Regions from separate parts of the Homo sapiens genome. Here region 2 is linked to region 1. Evidence: read pairs that join two places in POLR2A ChIA-PET (ENCODE). Cell type or tissue: GM12878. All regions are shown on one strand. Each heading gives the region's core, and the rest is flanking DNA. Links, peaks and the distances in the headings are about the cores only. Region 1 overlaps VMP1 (vacuole membrane protein 1). Region 2 overlaps CLTC (clathrin heavy chain).

The links. Peaks named below come from ENCODE experiments on the same cell type or tissue, not always from the same donor. Only the 100,000 strongest peaks of a DNase experiment are listed, where the experiment ranks them.
Region 2: POLR2A ChIA-PET joins it to region 1 with 6 read pairs; 4 of 35 experiments call an interaction of 5 or more read pairs at or near these places.

What each region holds. Positions count from the first base shown.
Region 1 is chr17:59,822,667-59,835,275 of GRCh38, reverse strand. All of the region lies in intron 10 of VMP1 (vacuole membrane protein 1), which reads right to left. Among named protein-coding and RNA genes, the nearest start is that of MIR21, 12 kb to the left of the region's middle. RefSeq lists enhancers at 167-666, 5,308-5,497. In GM12878, for the core only: no CTCF peak of the experiment used is centred there; DNase peaks (open chromatin) are centred at 2,145, 5,805 and 7,133; H3K4me3 peaks cover 4,301 bases; H3K27ac peaks cover 8,000 bases.
Region 2 is chr17:59,664,649-59,676,990 of GRCh38, reverse strand. CLTC (clathrin heavy chain) reads right to left here. Exons shown (of 32, transcript NM_004859.4): 10 at 12,082-12,204; 11 at 10,751-10,888; 12 at 10,347-10,511; 13 at 10,014-10,194; 14 at 8,051-8,214; 15 at 3,219-3,344; 16 at 2,148-2,290; 17 at 1-37. Among named protein-coding and RNA genes, the nearest start is that of PTRH2, 37 kb to the left of the region's middle. In GM12878, for the core only: no CTCF peak of the experiment used is centred there; a DNase peak (open chromatin) is centred at 7,466; H3K27ac peaks cover 1,396 bases.

The DNA of each region.
Region 1 (12,609 bases), core at 2,119-10,118:
ACGCCTGTAATCCCAGCTACTCGGGAGGCTGAGGCCGAAGAATCGCTTGAACCCAGGAAGTGGAGGTTGCAGTGAGCTGAGACCACGCCATTGCACTCCAGCCTGGGCGACAGAGTGAGACTCCGTCTCAAAAAAAAAAACAAACAAAAAAGCAAAAAAACAAAACAGCCTGGCCAACATGGTGAAACCCTGTCTCTACCAAAAAGACAAAAATTAGGCCAGCCATGGTGGTTCACGCCTGTAATCCTAGCACTTTGGGAGGCCGAGGCAGGTGGATCACCTGAGGTCAGGAGTTCAAGACCAGCCTGGCCAACATGGCGAAACCCTGTCTCTACCAAAAAGACAAAAATTAGACCAGCCTCGGTGGTTCACACCTGTAATCCTAGCACTTTGGGAGGCCGAGGCAGGTGGATCACCTGAGGTCAGGAGTTCAAGACCAGCCTGGCCAACATGGTGAAACTCCATCTCTACTAAAATACAAAAATTAGCCGGGCATGATGGAGAGTGCCTGCAATCCCAGCTACTCAAGAGGCTGAGATGGGAGAATCACTTGAACCCAGGAGATGGTGGTTGCAGTGAGCCCAGATCGCACCACTCCACTCCAGCCTGGGCAGCTCAGCAAGACTCCGTCTCAAAAAAAAAAAAAAAATTAGCTGGGCATGGTGGCAGGTGTCTGTAATCTCAGCTACTTGGGAGGCTGAGATGGGACAATCGCTTGAACCCGGGAGATGGTGGTTGCAGTGAGCCTAGATCGCACCACTCCACTCCAGCCTGGGCAGCTAAGCTAGACTCCGTCTCAAAATAAAAAAACCAAAAAAACAAAAAACCCCCCCAAAAAACAAAAGTAGCCAGGCACGGTGGCACATGCCTGTAATCTCAGCTACTAGTGGGGGCTGAGGCAGGAGGATCCGCTTGAACCTGGGAGGCGGAGGTTGCAGTGAGCTGAGATCATGCCATTGCACTCTACCCTGGGCAACAGAGTGAGACTCCATCTCAAACAAAAACAAAAACAAAAACAAGGCTGGGTGCGGTGGTTCATGCCTGTAATCCCAGCATTTTGGGAGGCTAAGGCAGGCGGATCACTTGAGGTCAGGAGTTCGAGACCAGCCTGGCCAACATGGTGAAACCCCGTCTCTACTAAAAATACAAAAAATAAGCCAGGTTTGGTGGCGGGCGCCTGTAATCCCAGCTACTCGGGGGGCTGAGGCAGGAGAATCGCTTGAACCTGGGAGGTGGAGGTTGCAGTGCGCCATTGTCCTCCAGCCTGGGGAAAAAGAGGGAAACTCCGTCTCAAAACAAAACAAAAACAAAAATAAAAAACAGTACTGTAAATTGTCATTTAAATCTACCAGGGATAGCCATAGTCAAGCCATTATTTAAGAGAAAATTAAGAACCAAGACCCAAATGTTACAAAGAGTATGTTTTTGTTGTTTAGGGAAATGAGGAAGGGACTGGAAATAATAATTCTAGATTCCCTTCAAAATAATTTGAAAAGGTAAATAATTTACCATTGTAAGTCCATTAAGAGATACACTTTATGTACCCATAATAATTTTAAAAAGAGATACACTTTAGCTGATAGATACATTTTAGCTGATAGAGTACATCATATGATGTGTATTCACATGATGTATAACTTATCTTGAGGATAATGCTGAGATTAATATACCAATTTGTTATGTGTCTCTATGGAGGTTTCCATGAAAGACTAGGAAAACAGTTGAAAACAGACAAGAGGTTAAAAGTTTTATTTATTATTATTATTATGTTTCTTTTTATATTTTGTAGAGATGGAGTCTCACTATGTTGCCCAGGTGGGTCTCAAATTCCTGGCCTCAAAAGATCCTCCCACCTTGGTTTCCCAAACTGTCATCAAAATTTTAGTTACTTCTGTTTTTCATTTCTCTACCTCTACAATGACTTAGGCTACTGATGCCTCAGCTTCAACAAAGTACTCTTATACTATAGTTTGCTTAATTATCACTAAAGCTATTTTAGTAACGGACTAGATAAAAATAGAAATTACAGCTCTCACTCTTAACATGCATTTAAGGCAAACAATAATGCCAGCTCTAAATCTCATGTGTCAAGTTATTCTCAAGCAGCAGACCAGAAGCAAGAGTCCATTCTGACACTTAAGATTAATTTAAAGTGCACACACGGTGGGAGTAATAATTTGCAACACAGTTCAAAGGCTTTCTATAGTTGGTTTAGGAAATACCCTAAATGCCATTCTCCCTAAGCCATTACATTCTTGCAACCCTGTGCACCTTGCTAAAGATGCTAATCTCATCCCATAGTTAAGTTGGGGAAGTCCTCCAATTTGCCCTTAAGCTCTGATTAAATTCAAAGAATTACCATTTCGGCCGGGCATGGTGGTTCATGCCTGTAATCACAGCACTTTGGGAGGCCGAGGTGGGCAGATCACCTGAGGTCAGGAGTTCGAGACCAGCCTAGCCAACATGGTGAAACCCTGTCTCTACTAAAAATACAAAAAAAAAAAAAAAAAAAAATATTGCCAGGCACGGTGGTGGGCGCCCATAATCCCAGCTACTCGGGAGGCTGAGGAAGGAGAATCGCTTGAACCCGGGAGGCGAAGGGTGCAGTGAGCCGAGATTGTGCCACTGCACTCCAGCCTGGGCGACAGAGCGAGACTCTGTCTCAAAACAAAACAAAACAAAACAAAACAAAACAAAACAAATAACTACAATTTTGTGACATAGAAGAACATAAAGTAGAAGGAGAACAAATGGACATAGAACTATTTTTTCAGTCAACTGCAGGACTAAAATATACCTAAACTAGCTATGTAAGTAGGTACTTGCTCTAGGTGAGAAAGCCTTAGAAAAACAAAAAAAGAAGTAGGTTGGGCACCATGGCTCAGGAGTTCGAGACCAGCCTGGGCAACATGGCGAAATCCTGTCTCTACTAAAAATATAAAAAAATTAGCCAGGTGTGATGGCACGTGCCTGTAGTCCCAGCTACTCGGGAGGCTGAGGCATGAGAATTGCTTGAACCTGGGTAGTGGAGGCTGCAATGAGCTGAGATTGCACTCCAGTCTAGGTGACAAAAAAAAAAAAAAAAAAAAAAAAGTTGATCTCATTTGCTTTTCCTTGCTGTGAACCTTGAACACAGTGGGTAGAAAAATCTTAGTGGGTAGTAGTATCTTCATATTTTTATTCCTGGCACAAACATAACAGCAAATGTAAGATTAAAAAAAATTTTTCCACCAGGCATGGTGGCGCATGCCTGTAGTCCCAGCTAATCTGGAGGCTGAGCAGGAGGCTCTCTTGAGCCCAGGAGTTGGGATGGAGGCTTAGTGAGCTATAATCACGCCTGTGAATAGCCACTGCATTCCAGCCTGGGTAAAATAGTGAGATCCTGTCTCCGAAACAAACAAACACATTTCCAACAAATGATGCTAGTGGCAATTTTTACACTTTTGTTATTGTTAACTTCTGTTAAAAAAAAAACTCAGGAATGCAAATAAAATTTTTTTTTTTATTTAAAGAAAAAAACACAGACTTGAAACCTACTCAGAGCTCAAAATTGGTTTCATGGGAACAATATTTTCCCATGCTTACATACCTAGAATCTGTTAAACAGACCTAAGACAAACTTCTTGGCAAGCTTAAATATTGTAAAAAAAAAAAAAAAAAAAATCCATTCAAAATAACATTTGGGCAAAATTCTGCCAAGAGCCCTTGCCAAATTGCAAACAAAATCTATTATTTTTCTATGGTTTTTAATATATATGTTACTCTGCTTCTGGAAATCACTTATGTGACAAGAAATCTGTATTTTAGGCTGGGTGTGATGGGTCATGCTTGTAATCCCAGCACTTTGGGAGACTGAGGCAGGAGGACTTGAGGCCAAGAGTTTGAGATCAGCCTGGGCAACATAGTGAGAACCCTGTCTCTACAAAAGTTTAAAAAAGTAGCTGGGTGTGATGGCAAGTGCCTGTAGTCCTAGCTATTCAAGAGGCTGAGATGGGAGGATCCTGTGAGCCTAGGAGTTCAAGGTTAAAGTAAGCTAGGATTGAACCACTGCACTCCACCCTTGGTGAAAGAGCAAGACCCTGTCTCTCTCTCAATAAATCAATAGATTAGATAGATAGATAATAAATAAGTAAGATCTGAAATCTGGCCAGGCAGGATAGGGTGGCTCATGCCAGTAATCCGAGCACTTTGGGAGGCTGAGGTGGGAGGACTGCTTGAGTCTAAGAGTTCAAGATCAGCTTGGGCAACACAGTAAGACTCCTGTCTCTACACCCACACAGAAAATTAACCAGGTGTGGTGCACACCTGTAGTCCTAGTTACTCAAGAGGCTGAGTGGGGAGGACTGCTTGAGCCCTCCTAGGAGGTTGAGGCTGTAGTGATCTAAAATCACACCACTACACTCCAGCCTGGGCTACAGAGGGAGAACCTGTTTCTTAAAACACCAACAAAAAAGATTGATTCACCTTGTTTAGCCCTATTTACAGAGTGTATACTTAAAGTCTAAGCAGTTGAAGTCTCTAAGCCTAAGAATATTTTACCAGCATTAATAAAGTAAATTTTTTATTTAATATAGGCTCTGCTCCTTTCTCAAATACTTTTTTGAGGATCTCAGCATTAATGTGAGCATATAGGTTATATTTACCCTCCTGAAAAACATTCTGACATAAATTCTAGTAAGGAGGCGATAGCCTCTTTACAAAGAGTAATAAGCCTTTTGTCTTAGAAAAAAGTCTGGGCACAACAGTTTTTTACCTTTATTTCATTGTTTGTGCTGGGTTAGTATTCCCTCTGATGATTAATCACAAAGTCTAAAGAATCTCAGGGTGTCATAAGTCAGATCCCTGAAAGCTTATAAATGAAAAAAAAAATTTTTCAGGAGAAGATTCAGGTCAGGGTACTTATAAAAAGAAAAGAGTGCTCAGCTTGGTGGCTCACTGTAATCCCAGCACTTTGGGAGGCCAAGGTGGGAGGATCACTTGAGCCTATGAGTTCAAGACCAGCCTGGGCAATATAGTGAGACCTCCTCTCTACAAAAAATTTAAAAATTGGCTGAGCATGCTGGCATGCGACAGGAGGTGGGAGGATCACTTGGGCCTGGGAGGCAGATGTTGCTCCAGCCTGGGCAACAGAGCTAGCCCCTGTCCCCGCCCCCACCAAATCTGGATAGCCCAACTTCAGGAGACTGAAAACCTGTGCCCAGAGTTATAAAATTTAATTATGTTCTAAATGAATATCAGGATCTTTAGAATTTTCTTGATTGAATGAGGACCACTGTATGTAAATCAATACATCAAATTTATCCTCTGACCCCAGAGAGTTCTATCAATTGAGATTTGGCCCAGGAGCACAGGAGTAGACTCCTATATAGAAAATGATCCTGTTCTAACTGAAGCCAACAACCGCCTCTTCTGCTGAAGAGACTGAATTTTACATTTAAGGCAATAGTAGGATACACTTTCAGGAATGAAATTAAAGCCCTTCCCTATCCTACTCCCATTACAAGCTGATCTGTTATATGTACAAAAGAGGAAAAGAGGGTGTGGGAGAAGATCAGCAACAAGACAGCCTAGCAATTCCCTTTCTCGGTAACAGTCTTGTAAATAATTCTCCATCTTCAGAAATGTGCACATTTTAGTCAAACATTATAGAGTTAAATTTTCCTTCCTACCCCCTAGGCAGTGATCTAAACAGGCTTAACGGCTAGTATTTTAATGAGTTGTCATTTCCTGTCTGATAAAGATTCTCACAGTATTTAACCACCAGTTTCCCTGGGGACCAACCAATACTAGAGCTCTATTCATAGTGACTCAGAATGGACCTCAGACTCTTGCCCTTATTCAAAAATGACAGATTGCCCTCCACATGAAACTGCCTTTCCTAGTAAGGTAGACTGCTCGGAAAAGGGTGGGGGAGTTTATCATGCAATCTTTCTGAAGAAGCCAAAGGCCATCATGCTGACTCATTAATATCTACAGCCTTTCAGCCCTTTATTAATCCAGAATAAGTAAATGAACAGGTGCTAACTGAAAATAAACACATATTTAACCTAGTAAAAAAGGATCTAGTTATCCTGTGTGACTGGAATGAAAGTGTTATTATCTTTACCATTTAACTGAATAGAACACATGAATCTTTTTGTTTTGTTTTGTTTTGTTTTTGGAGACGGAGTCTGGCTCTATCACCCACGATGGAGTGCAGTGGCGCAATCTCGGCTCACTGCAACCTTCACCTCCCGGCTTCAAGCGATTCTCCTGCCTCAACCCCCTGAGTAGCTGGGATTACAGGTAGGCACCACTACACCCTGCTAGTTTTTGTATTTTTAGTAGAGACAGGGTTTCACCATGTTGGTCAGGCTGGTCTCAAACTCCTGACCTTAAGTGATCCGCCTGCCTTGACCTCCCAAAATGCTGGGATTACAGGCATAAGCCTCTGTGCCTGGCTCAGTATATGAATCTTTGAAGCTGATACTATAAGAAAAAACTGGTAACTGATGTATTCTACTTGCTTTGGATCTGAAATGTGGTAGCCCCCTAATCATGTTTCTTTACATCCAGGATCTTGGAATGGCACCCCAACATAAAATAAATTCAGGATGAAAATCACACACTATACTAGAAAATCTAGGGCTTTCTCATATATACAAGTTTGGACTGACAGTCCCTGGCACCTTCTAAAATTCGTTGTGATTTGACCCCAGGATCTGGGATTAAAACATCTTGAATTTCATTCACATCTGTGCCCTTTCAAATGATTAAAACTTCTTTTGTACTTAAGTTAGTCCATTGTACGCAGAGTGGTATTATGAACACATGACACCATGGGTTTCTTTCTGGCTGTGTAGAAGGAAGACCATGCTTTCTCCAGGTGTATTTTATCAGGTACATTGTTTCTACTGCCTTACAGCATATTTTATCACAAAATAATCTGCAATTGCCCTAGCTTTTGGAGATTTAGCATTATTTTCTGTAAGAATCAGATTGGAGGTTAGACTTCCTTATCATTAGCAGCTACTCTTTGAAATAAGCTAACATTAAAGAGAAGCTCTAGAGAACAAAACCTCATTTCAGAAGGCAGACTTGAGCAGCAGGAGAAAAGCAGGCATTTGTGCTGATGAATGTGGCCAGAGCTAAAGGAGTGGTCTATAAGGACTAGGTAAAACTGATTGGTTGCCAAAACAAAACTCTGTTAAAAATCAACTGATTGCATTTATAGAAAATGACAGACTGGTGGCAGCTTTTTTTTTTTTTTTTAAAGAGGTTGTGTCTCTTGCCTCAGCCTCCCAAGTAGCTGGAACTACAGGCGAGTGGCACTGCACCTGGCCCCAGTGGCAGCTTTTTTTTGGGAACAGGATCTTGCTCTGTTGCCCACTCAAGAGTGCAATGGCACAAACACGACTCACTGCAGCCTTGACCTCCCGGGCTCAAGCAATCTTCCTGCCTCAACCTTCCGAGTAGCTGGGGCCACAGTAGCTAATTTTTAAATTTTTTTCAAGAGATGGGGTCTCACCATGTTGTCCAGGCTGGTCTCAAACTTCTGGGCTCAAGCAATCCCGCCTCAGCCTCCCAAAGTTCTAAGATTACAGGTGTGAGTGGGCCTGGTGGCAGCTTTTTATAGTGACAGATCTGCACTGGTTTGAAGACTCACTGAGTTCTAAAACTTAAAAATCAGGCCAGCACAGCGGCTCATGCCTGTAATCCCAGCACTTTGGGAGGCCGAGGCCTCCTGAGGTCAGGAGTTTGAGACCAGCCTGGCCAATATGGTGAAACCCCGACTCTAGTAAAAATACAAAAATTAGCTGGGGGTGGTGGTGCATGCCTGTAGTCTTAGCTGCTTGGGAGGCTGAGGCAGAAGAATTGCTTGAACCCAGGAGGCAGAGGTTGCAGTGAGCTGAGATCACGCCACTGCACTCCAGGCTGGGCGACAGAGCAAGACTTGGTCTCAAAAAACAAACAGACAAACAAAAAAACCAAAAAAGTGATAGTATTGGCAGGACACAGTGGCTCATGCCTGTAATCCCAGCATTTGGGGAGGCTGAGGCAGGAGGATCACTTGAGCACAGGAGTTCAAGATCAGCCTGGGCAACACAGCGAGACCCTGTCTCAAAAAAGAAAAAAAAAGTGACAGTATTGATTGAAATTCAATCTCACTTAAAAAAAAGTTATGATCTCTGTCCTCAAGGAACTCTATCTAGAAGGATGCTGGGAGAGGGGAAAAAATGCACTTAAATGTACACTACAGAAACCAGTAGGTTTTTCATTGAAAGTAACCACAGTAGTAACTAGCTACAGCTGCACACAGGTGGATGCACGTGTGCACAGGAGAATAGACAGAATTCATGCTGCATCCCTACCAAATTCACACAGCAGCTGTTTGAAACTGGTGCTCTAGTCTAAATTTCCAACTTCCAGCAAATGACTTCACTGGCTTCCAGAGTGCTCCCTCAGGAGTGTCCCCCTTCTCTGCCTCAAAACATCTTGGAGTCTTCACTCCAGTTTTCAAGAAAGAACTGGTTCATGAGGATAATCAATCCACTCCAGAATTGATCCTATCTCAATCATCTCTTATCATTTATATGAATTTAACTTCTCTGTAATAGTACCTAACAGGTTTTGTTATGGATATGAAATGAATATTTATGTAAAGCATCTGGCACAGTGGGTGCTTACTGAATGTTAATTTCCTTCCCACATCCTTCCCTTTCTTCATTTATATTTTCTATCTCTAGCATTTTACTAGAGTTTTTCCCTCAGCCTAAAATACACACTGGTCCCTCCTATTTAATGAATGAATTAATTCATCTGGTCAACAAATATTTACAAAACAATTAAAATGTGTCAGACATGACTTTCGCTTGACCTTTCCTCTAGCCCACAATTCCATGTAATCCAATATATTTGGGTTTTAATTTTCATCATGCTACTAAAATGCTCCATTAAATGGTCAACGGTAACTTCCAAATACAATGTACCCATTTCTCATCTAACAGTCTAACTCCAGAACTCCTGTTTTAACCTTTATGTGGTCTCCCAATATCCATAACAAACATATAGAAAGGTTAACTGTCAAAAGAGAAGGATATATAAACTACCACGGACAAGAAGAGAAAGGGGTTTTCCCAAGCTGCAGAAAGAGGTTATGTTAGACTGTATAACTGAGTCTCGGCAGCTGGGGTTTAAACCCTGTGTTAAGCCTTAAATTCTATCCTTTCATCAGATAATACAAATGCTGGGGTTCCACACTTCCATAACTTTTTCTGATTATTTTCAATGATCAAAGTCAAAGAGAATCAAATACATGGACCATTTTATCCTCTAAAATGAAAGGACAGATTTTCTTTCTGTAGAAGAAAAAGTCCAGGCCCACGTAGCTCATTCTGACCACTTTCCATAGAGTGAGGGATAAGAAACAACATTCGGATTCAAGCACTTTATTACTCACTGGTTAAAATGATCTCTCTTGCCACAGGCAAGCCTGACTCTGAGGTCAAGCATCAAGTTAGCTCAGAAATAGGAGACAGCAAAGAAGAGCATGGAACATTCTGTATCTGGTAAAAAGTCCCTGTTCCAGCCAACACCATCCCCCAGCCCTCAAGTTCAATGATTGAGTTATGGAAACTTTTCTTGTGTGGTAAAACTGGGGACTTTGTCTTCCAATAAGACCCTGGCAACATGACAATGAGCCAATGTTCTGCATATGGTTTGCTGCGAGTCATATGCTTAATGTTATTTTCTGGGAATTCACATCCCCTATTTGGTGAGAATATGGGAACATGTCATTTTAATCATAACTTTAAAAGTTAGATTTGGTTATGCTCTTTAAGAAATATGCACAGGTCTCTCCCACTGGAGAAAGTCTAAAATTAAATAAAAATTAGTATTAAATCGTAATTAAAAAAACAAAAAGGGCTGGGCACGGTGGCTTATGCCTGTAATCCCAGCACTTTGGGATGCCAAGGCGGGTGGATCATGAGGTCAGGAGTTTGAGACCAGCCTAGCCAACATCGTGAAATCCTGTCTCTACTAAAGACACAAAAATTAGCCAGGCATGGTGGCAGGTGCCTGTAATCCCAGCTACTCGGGAGAATCGCTTGAACACAGGAGGCAGAGGTTGCAGTGGGTCGAGATTGCACCACAGCGCTCCAGCCTGGGCAATAGAACAAAACTCTGTCTCAAAAAAAAAAAAAAAAAAAAAAAAAAATCACAACTAACATAATGCCTTTTGAGCTAGAAGTTCCCTAGTTCTTTGGTTCTATCACCTGACTTTGGGTCTCGCCATGTTCGAGACCAGGCTGGACTCAAATTCCTGAGAATTCAACCAATCCATCTGCCTCGGCCTCCCAAAGTGCTGGGATTACAGGCGTGAGCCACCATGCCTAGCCAATTTTTTTTTTTTTTTTTTTTTTGAGACGGAGTCTTGCTCTGTCACCCAGGCTGGAGTGCAGTGGCGCAATCTCGGCTCACTACAATTTCCACCTCCTGGGTTCAAGAGATTCTCCCACCTCAGCCTCTTGAGTAGCTGGGACTACAGGCACCCATCACCACGCTTGGCTAATTTTTGTATTTTTAGTAGAGATGGGGTTTCACCATGTTGGCCAGGCTGGTCTTGAACTCCTGACCTCAGGTGATCCGCCCACCTCGGCCTCCCAAAGTGCTGGGATTACAGGCGTGGGCCACTGCGCCTGGTCCTTTTTTTTTTTTTTTTTTAGAAGGAGTCTCCCTCTGTCACTGAGGCTGGAGTGCACTGGCACGATCTTGGCTCACTGCATTCTCCACCTCCCGGGTTCAAGTGATTCTCCTGTCTCAGCCTCCCGAGTAGCTGGGATTATAGACGCCCACCCCCACGCCCGGCTAATTTTTTGTATTTTTAGTAGAGATGAGGTTTCATCAGGTCGCCCAGGCTGGTCTTGAACTCCTGACCTCAGGTGATACACCTGCCTTGGCCTCCCAAAGTGCTGGGGTTATAGATGTGAGCCATCATGCCCGGCCCCAGCCAAAAGATTTTTGATACCCTTTTTTTTTTTTTTGGAGACAGAGTCTCGCTGTGTCGCCCAGGCTGGAGTGCAGTGGTGTGATCTCAGCTCACTGCAAGCTCTGCCTCCTGGGTTCAAGTGATTCTCCTGCCTCAGCCTCCTGAGTAGCTGGGACGACAGGTGCCTGCCACCATGCCCGGCTAATTTTTGTATGTTTAGTGGAGACAAGGTTTCACCATGTTGGCCAGCATGGTCTCGAATTCCTGACCTCAGGTGATCTGCCCAAAGTGCCGGGATTACAGGCGTGAGCCTCTGCGCCCGGCCCGGGATTCATTTTTCATTCTTCCTTGCCTTATTATCTCATAATTTTATTTTAAATTTCAACTGCTGCTGGCTTTTTTCTTGCTTGTCTTTTGATTTTGTTCTCTACCATGACAAGTTATCTCTCCTTTATTTGTGACTGCAAGGTTTTAAATATCCTTCAAAAGACTGCATTCTGAAGTTTACTAATTTAGTTTGATGATTTGCTATACCATTCAGCGATTTTTTTTTTTTGAGGCAGAGTCTCGCTCTGTCACCCAGGTTGGAGTGCAGTGGCGTGATCTCAGCTCACTGCATGATCCGCCTCCCGGGTTCACGTCATTCTCCTGCCTTAGCCTCCCAAGTAGCTGAGATACAGGTGCCGTCCACCACACCCGGCTAATTTTTTTTTGTATTTTTAGTAGAGACTGGGTTTCACCATGTTAGCCAGGATGGTCTTGATCTCCTGACCTTGTGATCCGCCCACCTCAGCCTCCCAAAGTGCTGGGATTACAGGTATGAGCCACTGCCCCCGGCCCGATTTTTTTTTTTTTTTTTGAGACATATCTCACTGTCATCCAGGCTGGAGTGCAGTGGTGTGATCTCGGCTCACTGCAACCTCCGCCTCCCAGGTTCGAGAAATTCTCCTACCTCAGCCTCCCAAATAGCTGAGATTACAGGCATGCGGCACCATGCCCAGCTAATTTTTGTATTTTTAGTAGAGATGGGGGTCTTACCATGTTGGCCAGCCTGGTCTCAAACTCCTGACCTCAAATGATCTACCCGCCTTGGCCTCCCAAAGTGCTGGGATTGCAGGCGTCAGCCACCATGCCTGGCCCATTCAGGGTTTTAACAGTGTGAAGGAGAGAACTAACAATTAAAGGAGAATGTTTATTTTCTTTCTTCCTTTCTTTTTTTCAAGAATCAGGGTCTCACTCTGTCGCCTAGGATGGAGTGCAGTAGTATGATCATGGTTCACTGCAGCCTCAACCTCCTGCCTCAAACAATTTTTCCATCTCAGCCTCTTGGGTAGCAGGGACTACAGGCGGGTACCACCATGCCCAACTAATTTGTTAGTGCGTTTTTTTGTAGAGACAGACAGAGTCTTACTATGTTTCCAGGCTAGTCCTGAATTCCTAGCTTCAAATGATCTAAAGGAGAATGTTTCTACAGCAGGTTAGAGACAGTGTATCTAGTGAGGAAATCCAGCTGTTCACCTCCTCTTTTCTGAAATAAAGTACTACTCTATTAATTATGATATGAAATCATATATTTGGGTCTACTAAAAATTTGTTCTCTTTATTGAACTTAATCTCCATTTTAGGTTTGGTGAGGCTAC
Region 2 (12,342 bases), core at 4,343-12,342, 160 kb after region 1:
AATTCTGGCCTCTAGCCAAGGCAGAAGCAGTTTCAATCTAGGAAAAAAGGAAAAAAACCTCACACACACATACTGTATTATAAATAACACACTCTTGACATGCTAACTATGTAAATACCTTATGGTCTATAATGTGCTTTCACATACTTTTTCCCCGCCCCCCGAGTATTGCTACATTGTCCAGGCTGAAGTGCAGTGGCTATTCACAGCCACAATCATTGTGCACTACAGCCTTGGGCTCAAGTGATCCTAGTACCTCAGCCTCCCGAGTAGCTGGTACTATAGGTGCAAGCCACTGTACCTGGCTTTACATTAATTTTAATTATCAGTGATCCTATTATAAATTGGGAAATTAAGACTCAAAATATGATTGAGTTGTCCAAGAATAAAAAGAAGGTATATAAGGCTATTTTTCACTCTCCCAGGTTTATCTGCTATATGATATACTTACCTCCTTATATCTGAATAAAAGATTAGAGATTCATACAGTGTCCTTTCTTTATAACACACAAAATATCTAGACTTCAGAAAATTTTGTTTGTGGATAGGATGGGGATGTGATATTACATAGGCCAGATTATCTGAGAGTTCTTTCAGCTTTAACACAATTAACATACAGCATTACCTACAGCCAAACCCTAAATACATATTGGGAATAAAATCTGATAGCTTTAGAAGCTCTGGGTTTAATAGTTGCAGCTGTCATATAAACACTCCATCAAGGAGCACAGTTTTGCTATACTATAGCTTGTTTCGATAGTCCTGATGACCATGCCTCCTTTTATTTTTATTTTAAAGCCAGGGTCTTCTGTTGCCCAAGCTGGAGTGCAGTGGAGGGCTCACTGCGGCCCTGACCTCCTGGGCTCAAGCAATCCTCTCACCTTAGCTTCCCCAGAAGCTGGGACTACAGGCACAAGCCACTACGCCTGGCCCAAGCCTCTTTTACCAATGATTTAAACATTAAAAGCAGCCAGAGAAAAAGCATTATTCGTTATTTTGGCTATATCAAATTCACATGGTTATTATGAACCCTCCCATTAGGGAGAAGACAATTTTAATAAATAGAGGCAAAAATCCAGCTCCTATAAACATGTGCAATCCAAGATACGCCATGTCAACTTAAGGAATAAAAATTAGCTGAGGCATGTCTAGACTAGTGACTTAGATGTGAATCTAGCTTTTCACAATATAATTTGTCACTTAAAGACTAAATTATCTAACTGTAACTGCCATTTGCTTGGAATATGCAGTAAGATTATTTTCAGGTAATAGATTCAATAGGTTCAGACTCAACTGAACCTCTTATTAAATGTTAAATTGTTATGACATAAAATCACTTGAAACTAGGCTCAAACCTTTAGGTCAGTATTAACTGCATATCTCTATTACCCTTAAATGCAAAATTTTTCCATGTTTGAAACATTCTAATATAAATTCTAAGAATATAATTAGTAGATCACCTATATCAACTCAGGTTAAAATGAAACCCACAGACTTTCTTAATTTCTTCTCATAAACAGCAGAACTTCCCACTAGCATACCACCTCACCAAACTCATTTACATCAGTACTTCCTAAACACTAGTTCCTCAGAACGTTCCAGCTAAAAAAAGACTTCACAGTCTGTAAGTTTTAGAAGCACTTATACTATATTCTATTGGAAATCCATATTATCATGTTAAGGTACTGTAAATTAAATATCAATTGAACTCAAGAGTTGCACAGGGAACTCTTTTGCCTCACACTTAAACACCACACTGTTTTTTTTAATCAGCTTTCTCAGGTTGGAAACACCACATGATTGATCAGTACAGAATTAGTTGTTAAATACACAGGTATCACACCTAAACAGGAGACTTAGTACATAGTTTATATAAAAACATATAAAGTCAAACCACATAGCTGTAATTATAAACATGCCAAAAAAATGATCAACCAAGTTAACAGATCTCCTATGACAGCTATAATGTTTCAGAAAACAGATTTTTTCCCAGTGCTATTAGCTAGCTTATCACCTCTATGTTAGGTGTCTTCAGGAAATTATTCTCCATGTGTTATTTAGTAGCTTTGGAACAAATGACTACCTATATTTTTATCTATTGCCATGTTAAGAAAGAGTAACTTATCCCTGTTAAAATGGTACTACACCTGTTTCTTTTTTCAACCTCAGCAACAAGCTCATCAGTAGAGAATTGACCTCTTACAACAAGAATCAAGTTTTTTATGACATCTTCAGAACAGTCAACATCAAGTAATCCTCCAATAACTACAGGAAGTCGACTTGGATTCACCTGTGGTTAAAAAGAAGTAGAAGAATGTTATTATGTTATTAAAAGCAAAGAGGAATTTTAAAAAAGCATTTATCTCTATCGCTTTTAAGCTCAGTTTTTTTTTCTTTAAGTTCAGTTTTTAAATTCAGTAATAAACTGAGGGTCTAAATTTGCAACTAGATAGAGGAATTTAGCAGGAAGTCCAGCTAAAAACAAGACTTCATGGTTTAATAAGTATTGAAAGCACATATACTATATTCTGTCTCTACCGGTTTGGTTAGTTACCGAAACATTGTTCCATATGATAAATAAGTCCAAAGAAGATACAGTCAAAGATGACTATGCAAGACTGTCTAATAAAAAGGCTCCCATTATAGCAATACTGCCTGTTTCTACAGTTAGAAGGTGAATTATCTAATATCTGTATTTAAGATGGTTTGAAAACTCTGCTTTGGAGTCTACATGGATACCTCAGGGTCTATCAAGTTAGTAAGGCCCTAGGCCACCCAACTTTTTCAATAATAGCAGTTCTATTCTTATATTTTACACACTTGGCATGCATGTTTTTTTTTTCCCCCTTCCCTGAGTCGGCTTGCTAGGGAAGCACGTAGAATTTTATTCCAAGAAAGGATTCTGCTGGGGAAAAAGTATTAAAAGCAGGCTGGGCATGGTAGTATGCACCTGCAGTCCCAGATACTTGGAGGCTAAGGCAGGAGGACTGCTTGAGCCCAGGAGTTTAAGGTTAGAGTGAGCTGTGATTGTGCCACTGTATTCCAGCATGGGTGACAGAGCAAGACCCTGTCTCCAAAACAAAAACAAAAACAAAAAATCCCACGTTAAAAGCTGCAGACCACTCTTATTGAGCACAGAGTTTCAAAAGGATTTCCAGAATATGAGAAATAAAATCTATAGTAAGATTATACCTTTACATTACCTACATATTACTTACCTTCTGTACATATATCTCTATATACTTTTGAAGATTATTTCTATATAAATAGAGCACCAAATCATGGACAAAGTCAAATCGATCACACACAATGATAAGTGGTAGCTGATCTGTTAGTTTTGCTTCCTGAAAAAAAGACAAACAAAAGGAAACTTTAAATTTCTTCTATGAGGTATCAAATCTGTGTAACATATGAGAATTTGTTCTACGCTAACAAGAGAGGCTCACACAAACATAGCTCTTCTGTTAAAGAAAGAATGTCCCAATAGTTGAGTGTGTACATCCCAGTTTCAGTAAATTTTTACTAAGCAATACTTAGATTCACACAGCAAGATACCAAGTCTTTCCCATACACACCCTTTACCAAAAAACAAGAGTAACAAATTAAGATACCTGAGCCAGTGGCTCTCAGATGATAAATTCACCATACTGGGACTTTCACTGGTAATAACACTTCTACCGTATTTAAAATCAACTTAATAACTATAGTCACATTGTCAAACATATGGCATAAATGGCTTACATTTGTTTCAAACTAATGATTTTCTATCCCTCCCCACATCCAATCTATACAACCAGCCTCTAATACTCTATTATAACAAAGCCTACAAGGAGCAGCATGATGGTGACCACATGTGGCCATAAGAAAACCCACCCCCTACAAAAAAAAAAACCCAGCATTTAAAGAAAAGATATCTTTAAATTGCCAACTGCTTTTATCATTCCATTACAGATACCAAACTACAATCCTACTTATAGACTGACATAGAAGATGTTATAGACAGGTAAGTAAAACCTGTACTGGGCATTTACCTGATACATGTCCTGTTACATTCCACAGACATAAGGTAGAGCACAAAAAACAACAGTTTCCATCAGGAATTCATTTATACACAGTGAAACATTCCTCAATAAATGATTCCTCTAACACAGTCTACTAGGGAAGCAGAACTAAGTAGGGTAGAACTTTCCCCAGTGATGGCCACTAAGAACATTATTTTCAAGGTTAGAATTAAATGGCTCCTGAGACTAGGGGATATTAGTTACTCGATTATAAATAATACGAAGACTAGTCTATGAAGTGTCCCAAGAACACCAAGGTAAATCTTAATTTTAATATAGCCATCCTAAATTAAAAAATAAAAATGTCTGTAAAGCTGCAGATTTTCCACATTAAGGAAGGTTTTCTAAAATAAGTATTGTTTAACACCATGGAAACTCTGCACTAATAGCTGTTACGATCATTTCTAGAATCTGTCTGCATCTATCTATGTAAAAATTTTAGTATGTCATGTTTTTCCTACTAAATGAACATCAAAAAAGTATGGATCAACACACTAGTCATCTTACCTATACACATATAAAATATTTTTGTTATCTTTATCACTTACAGATAATCTAGGATTACTTATTCTGTTTTCATGCATAGGTGTTAAAATTTCTGTGGCAAATAATTCCACTTTTGTGGAATACTAACTGTATTCCAAAAGAAAATTTCAGATTTAAAAAGTAGACAAAATCTAGGTTATTTTCTTGATTGCTAAAATTTGCACATGATTTTATACATGGTAGAAATGTTAACATTTTAATAATATTAAATTACTTACTAAATGTTTAATTAACCTCCAGTTATAATGGTTAAAGATTTTAAGATCAAACTTGAAATTATATTAGCATAGTCAGAGGTTTTCTTCAACATAAATTTGTTCATTTAACAAATATTTATGAGTACCCAAGTATCAGACTCTGTTCTTAGGTACTGGAGATACAGCAGGGAACAAAGGAAGCAGAGTCCATTCTCTCAAGGAACTTACATTCTAGTGGGAGGAGACGTTTCATAGTGGTGTTATAAAGAAAAACAAGCAAAATGGGGTAGGAATGGGTTCTATTTTACACAAGGCAACCTGAGACATCCTCTCTTCTGACATTCAATCAGAAACCCAAAGAAGGTAAAGGAGAAAGAAGGTCATGAGAGAATAGTAGTACAGGGCACAAGCAAAGGCCCTTCGGCAGGACAAGGTTAGGGGAGTTCCAGGAATAGCTAGCAGGCCAGTGTGGTTGAAGCTAAACCAGGAAAGAAAGAAAAAAAGAAAGGTAGAAAATAAGATCAAAGGTAGCAAGGAGCAGATCATGGGTCTGATGAACAGTTATATGCTTTCTACAGAGAGCTTACAGTTCTACAAACTTAGGGCATGAGTCAAATGATGCTAATGACACAATTTTATCCTGCTCACAGGGTACCTTAAAGGAGAAGTTATGTTCTACCAATCTCTTTATTCCTGGTGGCTAACACACAATTGGCACTTGAATATTCAAGATCAGAGTCAGGGTATTTTTCTTATGACACAGGGTTTACTTACAACACCAGTAAATTATCATGTAGCTAGTACCTCTAAAATTAAGTTTAATAACAGTGATAAGAGGCATCATAACCCTGTACTGGAGGTTAACAAGGAATCTAATAAGTTCACTCTCAACACTGGCATCAGAGGATGAATGTGATAGTTGCATCTTAGTATTGAGCTCCCATGTCAAATTATGTAGACGTAAGACCCTAAATTCACCTCTAATCCTGGCTGGAAGTAAATTCCTTCAAAGAGTCAAGTACAAATTGATATCAAAGAGAAATAAATACTTGCCTGACAGAAATCCCATTTAGGCTGACTCCACCTTTTTCCAAGGCTTATCACTTATCAGTAATAGTTACTGCCTAAACATCTATAGTATACAAGGTACTTGATAAATAAACATAGCTTATGGTTGAAGAAACTGAGGCTGAGGCATATTCATTAACTTGCCTGAGGTAACAGCTAGACATATACTGAATGAACAAACAATGGCTAAGTAGAATTTGAAACAGGTCTGACTGACTCAAAAGCTCATAATCCACATCCACACCCCTACTATATCAGGCTTGTACCCAGTTCACAAGTGTGGAGGGGAAATCTTCATCTGATTAGATCCCATGGGCTATGCAAACCTAAGGCAGTACCATCCTAGTACCCAGAGGATTGTTTTTCATTTCTTTACTAGAGGATTTTTTTTAAAGCTCAAAAATGTGATAATTAAATAATAGCTAATTTCATTTTGCTTTCCATATATATATAACTCAAATATTAAAATCCAAAGCTAAAGAAGTTACAATTTAAGCATAGAAGCTGAGGGCTCAATAAAAACAAAAAGAAATCATTTAAGAATCTGGTAGTATTAACACAGGAACAGAAAACCAAATACTGCATGTTCTCACTAGCAAGTGGGAGATAAATGATGAGAACACATGGACACAGAGAGGAACAACAGACACTGGGGCCTACTGAAGGGTGGAGGATGGGAGGAGGGAGAGGATCAGAAAAAATAACTAATGGGTTGTAGGCTTAATACCTGGATGACGAAACAATCTGTACAACAAACCCCCATGACACAGTTTACCTATATAACAAACCTGCCCACGCACCCCTGAACTTAAAAGCTTAAAAAGAAAAACAAAAAAAAAAACCCAACACCCCCTGCCCCCAAAAGAATCTAGTAGTAGTTTTTTTTGTTGTTGTTTTTTTTAAAGGAAATAGTAATGATACTCAAAGAAGGAAGTGAATCAGTAGTATGGGTACACTAGTCAAGCACAGAGTATCAAATCTTTCTCATTTGGAGGGGTTTTTTGACACCAGAAAGTTTTGGTCCAAACATAGCACAGCTAGGTTACCCAGAATATTCATGATGGCCAAGACATTTTAAAGCTATACTTTTTTGAAAAGTGTATCTTTTAATCTAAAATGTAGAGCAGTTTCAACATTTTGACTACTTCATTACACTAAAACCCCTAAGGGTTTTGCTATTTAATCTAGAGCCCAGGTAGTAAATTCTTCAAAAGAACAATCTGCCAATGCAACCACACACACAAATGATGATAATCTGGGAGTAGGAAAAGCCTACTTTCTATACTGTGTTCTACAAAAACATTTTGGTTTTACTTGTAATGTAAAATTCTTCCAAGACAAAAAATACTTCAGAACTTTCTATAAAGTCTCAGGAATCATTATATATATATATAGTGTACACACACACACATAATAGGCAGTGAGAGAGCAGTAATCTAAGTGTTCTGTAGTTTTCCTAGCCTTTTATAGATAGCTATCAATTTTAAAGCTTTATTTCCATCACAAAGTAACTGGCAGTTACAAGAATAAAGCTAAAGCTAAGTTAAACATTAAACAAAATTAACTGCCCTTAGGGATGTTCTAGAGTTCAGAATCTCTCAACCATTACTCCTCCCTGCAACACAGGTGGTCCTTACTCCTCTCTAACTGATTTAATGTGTCACAAAGCTGAGCGTTTTGTTTGATCTTACCTTTATGAATTATATATGAATAACAATATTTTAGTTTCTAGAGTTGAGCAAACTTGATGAAAGAGGTAAACCTATACATTCCTTAGACAACAGATCCCTTTGCCTACAATAGAGGCTCCTCAAAATGGTATGAAGAGCAAGCTGATGTTAATATTCAAAAGCCTAAATGATTCTAAAATGACATTGAAAGTATACAACCACTTTTCTAAATTTTTCCATCCAAAATTAAAATAAAGGAAATTCCTTTGAAATAGTGCTATTTTTTTTTTCTTCTTTTAAACAGATGGTCATTCTTACTCACCAATTTCCTTCCGTATTTCAAAGGAAACCACAGAATATTATGTTTGGAAGAAATAATCCAGCACACAACTTAAGAATGCTAACAACTTCACATTTAGGGAAAAAATATTTTTGAACTATGACCAAACCCTTGTAGAACTGCTAACCTGGAATCCAACCAGAAAACACATTACTCAAAACCACTTACCTTAAGAAAATTCTTGACTCGCTCAGGATCGTAGCAGTTGCTTTCTCTACAGATTCTTTCTACTTCTTTGATTTGCCCAGTCTTGCAAGCTGCCTGAATATATTTAAAGTGCACATCTGGGTCCTGGCTAAAGTTAACAATGGATCCCAGAAAATAAAAGAGACCTTAAAGAAACAAGTAATTACAATTAAGCATAGGCACACTTTTGAGAATGACTGAAAAACATTTATGTAATTAAAAAACTGTTATATTGAATACTCCCAAATATAAGTTGGTTGCTTAAAAAGCGCGATAAAAATACTAACTATTCCATTAATCAGATCAGTAAAATGGATTGCACTTTAATCCTGAAGAATAGACAATTCAACCCAATGTTTCCTTTTTTTCTTTTTTATTGAGGCAGGTCTCTGTCACCCAGGCTGGAGTGCAGTGGCACGATCATAGCTCACTGCAGCCTCAAACTCCTGGGCTCAAGCAATCCTCCCACCTCAACCTCCTAAGTAGCTAGAACTACAGATGCATGCCACCATGCCAGGCTAATTTTTAAGAAAATTTTTGTAGAGATGGTGTCTTGCTATGCTAGCCAGGCTGGTCTTGAATTTGTGGCCCCAAGCACTTGGCCTCCCAAAGCACTGGGATTATTAAAGGCATACACCATTGTGCCCCTATATGGGAAATTTTAAATGAAGACCCCAATACCTGGTGTTTTTCAATATGCAATTTATAGGAAACATACAAAATAATTTGGGAAGAATTTAGTGCAGTATTGTCCAGAAGAACTTTCTGCAATGATGAAAATCTTATCTTTGCCTTCCAATATAATAGCCACTAAACACATGTGGCTATTAAGCACTTGAAATGTGGCTAGAGTGACTGAATAACTAAATATTAAATTTTATTTCACTTTAATAACTTTCAATGTAAATAGCTACTATATGTGGCTAGTGACTGTACTAAACAGTGTAAATTTAGTGCACAGTTAACATTTTGAAACTGGGAAAATTAAGAAAAAATTAAGAAAACTACTAGACTCTCTTACCCCTTCTCAATAGAGTACTACTAGTACAGAGAGGAGAGAAAGGCAGTTGGGGACCAGAAGTTAGACACCCAACAGTGATTACGTTAGTACCCTGTATAGCAGTGGTTCTCAACTGAGGTGATTTTCCTCACAGGTGACACTGGCAATGTCTGAAGACATTTTTGGTTGTCACAACTGGTGGAGCTGACGCTACTGGAATCTAGTGGGTAGAAACCAGGAATGCTGCTGAATATTCTACTAAATATTCTACATGTACAGGAACACCCCTCTACAATGATTATCCAGCCCTAAATGTCTATAGTACTAAGGTTAAGAAATCCTGCTAAATAGCAACAAATCACAAAATGCCCTTAGTGAGAATCACCTGCTATTATAAGAGTCAGACATATAAGCATAAAATTTTATTATACCTGATCATTAGTACAGACTGAGTATCCCTTATCCAAAATACTTGAGACCAGACGTGTTTCAGATTTTGAACTTTGGAATATTCGCATTATAATTACCTGATCAGCATCCCTAATCTGAAAATCCGATTTCTGAAATGCTCCAACAAGCATTTCCTTTGAGCGTTATGTTGGTGCTCAAGAAGTTTTGGACTTTGGTGCATTTTGGATTTTCAGATTAGGGACACTCAACCTGTATTTTCATTTTATACAATTTCAACACCACTACATATTTTTCTCTTAAAATTCTACCTTTAATTCATCTATAAAATATCCAAACAGATGGTCTGGTTCACTGCATATCCTTAGAATCCAACATAAAAGGGCCTTGACATATATTGAATAAAACTTAAAAAATTAAAATGTCCCATAGAACCAAATTTTTAGAAAAACAAAATTTCCAACAGCCTGATCATAAGCATACCTCTTCTTGGCTACCTTAAGTACTTTTTTTAAAAACTCAAAAACTCCTAATTACCTTCAAAACTCTTGAAAGATTCAAAAAGTTCAATCAGAGACTGAGTTGACAGTTGTTCATGATATTTAGAAGCCACCTGAACACAAATCTGCAGATTCTGACGGATGTTGGCAGACAGCATGGCTCTGAGACATTCTAGGGAGTCTTCTACTGATAAGGAACCAAAGTAGTTGACTAACCACTACAAGACAAAATAAATGAATGAATGAATAAATGAAATAATGTTGAACCTCATGGTGGTATGAAATTATTAATATTTAGTACCACAAACACATTTTCAGTGTACCTATTAATCACAACTAACACCATCTATTAGGTAAGAAACTGAAATACCTCAGGGTTAAGAAGATGGGTGTGAACCACTGCACGTTTTATATCATATAAATCAGTGAAATGTTCTAATGCACGCTGCAGTAGGCCAGCCTTTTCACACAGTTGAGCAATATGAGCCCGGTCATAATGTGTGAACATCTGATTGCCTAGAATAGCATCTGCAACCTGTAAAACCACAAACAAGGCAAGTTTATTGTCCACTCCACTTACATGAGTAATTCAATATCCGTATTACAGATTAAGGTTTAATAGTGAACTGTTAAAGTACAAAAGAATATTATAATAGCTACATTTTCTTTAATAAGGAGTAGGCCCCTCAGTAGCTTTGCATAACAATCTGAGAGGCGCTGCACAATTACTAAAACAATGTTGGAAACATGCCTAAAAAGCATTAAAACACATACTTGAGGCGCATGCATAAGGTTCATCTCAAGTAACCGCGTCTGTAAAGGACCTTCAGATGGGCGATTATTCTTCAGAGCATCAAGCAAGAATGCAGTACACTGCTGAATTAGATTGTATTCCATAAAGACATCTACAATCTACAAAAAAAGATTTAAAAGAAATTGTTTTAAGATACTATGGAGAGTATGTAGACAAAATTATGCATGAACTCTTTCTTTACCTGAGAATTTTATTTGGACAATATAAACACTTAAGAACAAATTTTTGTCCTCTAGGGATCATAGTTATTTTGAGTTCTGATAAAAACAACTACAAAATATTTCAAGATATTACATAACAGCAGAATACAACTGAACCGACAGACCTTTATTTTATTTTATTTATTTATTTTATTTTTTTGAGGCAGAGTTTCGCTCTTATTGCCCAGGCTGGAGTGCAATGGCACGATCTCAGCTCACTGCAACCTCCACCTCCCGGGTTCAAGCGATTCTCCTGCCTCAGCTCCTGAGTAGCTGGGATTACAGGCGTCTGCCACCACACCTAGCTAATTTTTTGTTATTTTTAGTAGAGACAGGGTTTCGCTATATTGGCTAGGCTGGTCTCAAACTCCTGACCTCAGGTGATCTGCCCACCTCAGCCTCCCAAAGTGCTGGGATTACAGGCCTGAGCCACCGCACCCAGCCTGACAGACCTTTATTTTTATGAACTTTAGAAAACCAATAGCATAAATATGAAGGACTCTGACTCACACTTACAAATGCATCTCTTCCCTCTCCCCACACCCAGTGGCAACCACTATCCTGTTTTATCATCCCCATGTATTTTTCATATTTTTAATACACATACATCTCTAAATAAGATGTTTGTTTTGCATGTATTAAAACTACATGCAGATGGTTTCATACTGTCCATTCTTTTGCAACTTGCTTTTTTTGCAAGGCATTTGAGGTTTATCCATATAGAGTGACAAAGCTTTAATTTCTACAAACTGTAAGTTTTCCTTTTTTTTTTTTCTTTTTGAGAGTCTCACTCTGTTGCCCAGGTTGGAGTCCAATGGCACGATCATAGCTCACTGCAGCCTCGACCTCCCAGGCTCAAGCTATCCCTCCACTTCAGCCACCCGAGTAGCTGGGGCGACAGGCATGTGCCACCACATGCAGCTGATTTTTAAATTTTTTGTAGTTACAGGGTCTCACAATGTTGCCCAGACTGGTCTTGAATTCTTGGCCTCAAGCAATACTCCCACCTTGGACTCCCAAGTCAACCACCATGGCTGGCCCCCACTCTCCATTTCAATCAGCTTCTACAAAATATATTTTAATCACATTACCTGTGTGATGTCAGCAAGAGGCTCTTCATCTTGAACTAACATTTGGGCAAACTGCTGTCCCTGATCTGGACTGATTCGCATTACATTTCTCAGCAGAAATATCCAATCTGGAGTGTATCCAACCTATAAACAAACAAAGACTTAAACGCTGCTCCTAAGTTTCAATTTTATAGCATTTAAAGACTTTTTCTACTATAAAATCTCACTAATATAGAACTACTGGTGAAAGCACAAATTCATTTTCAATTTAAGGTGCCCAGT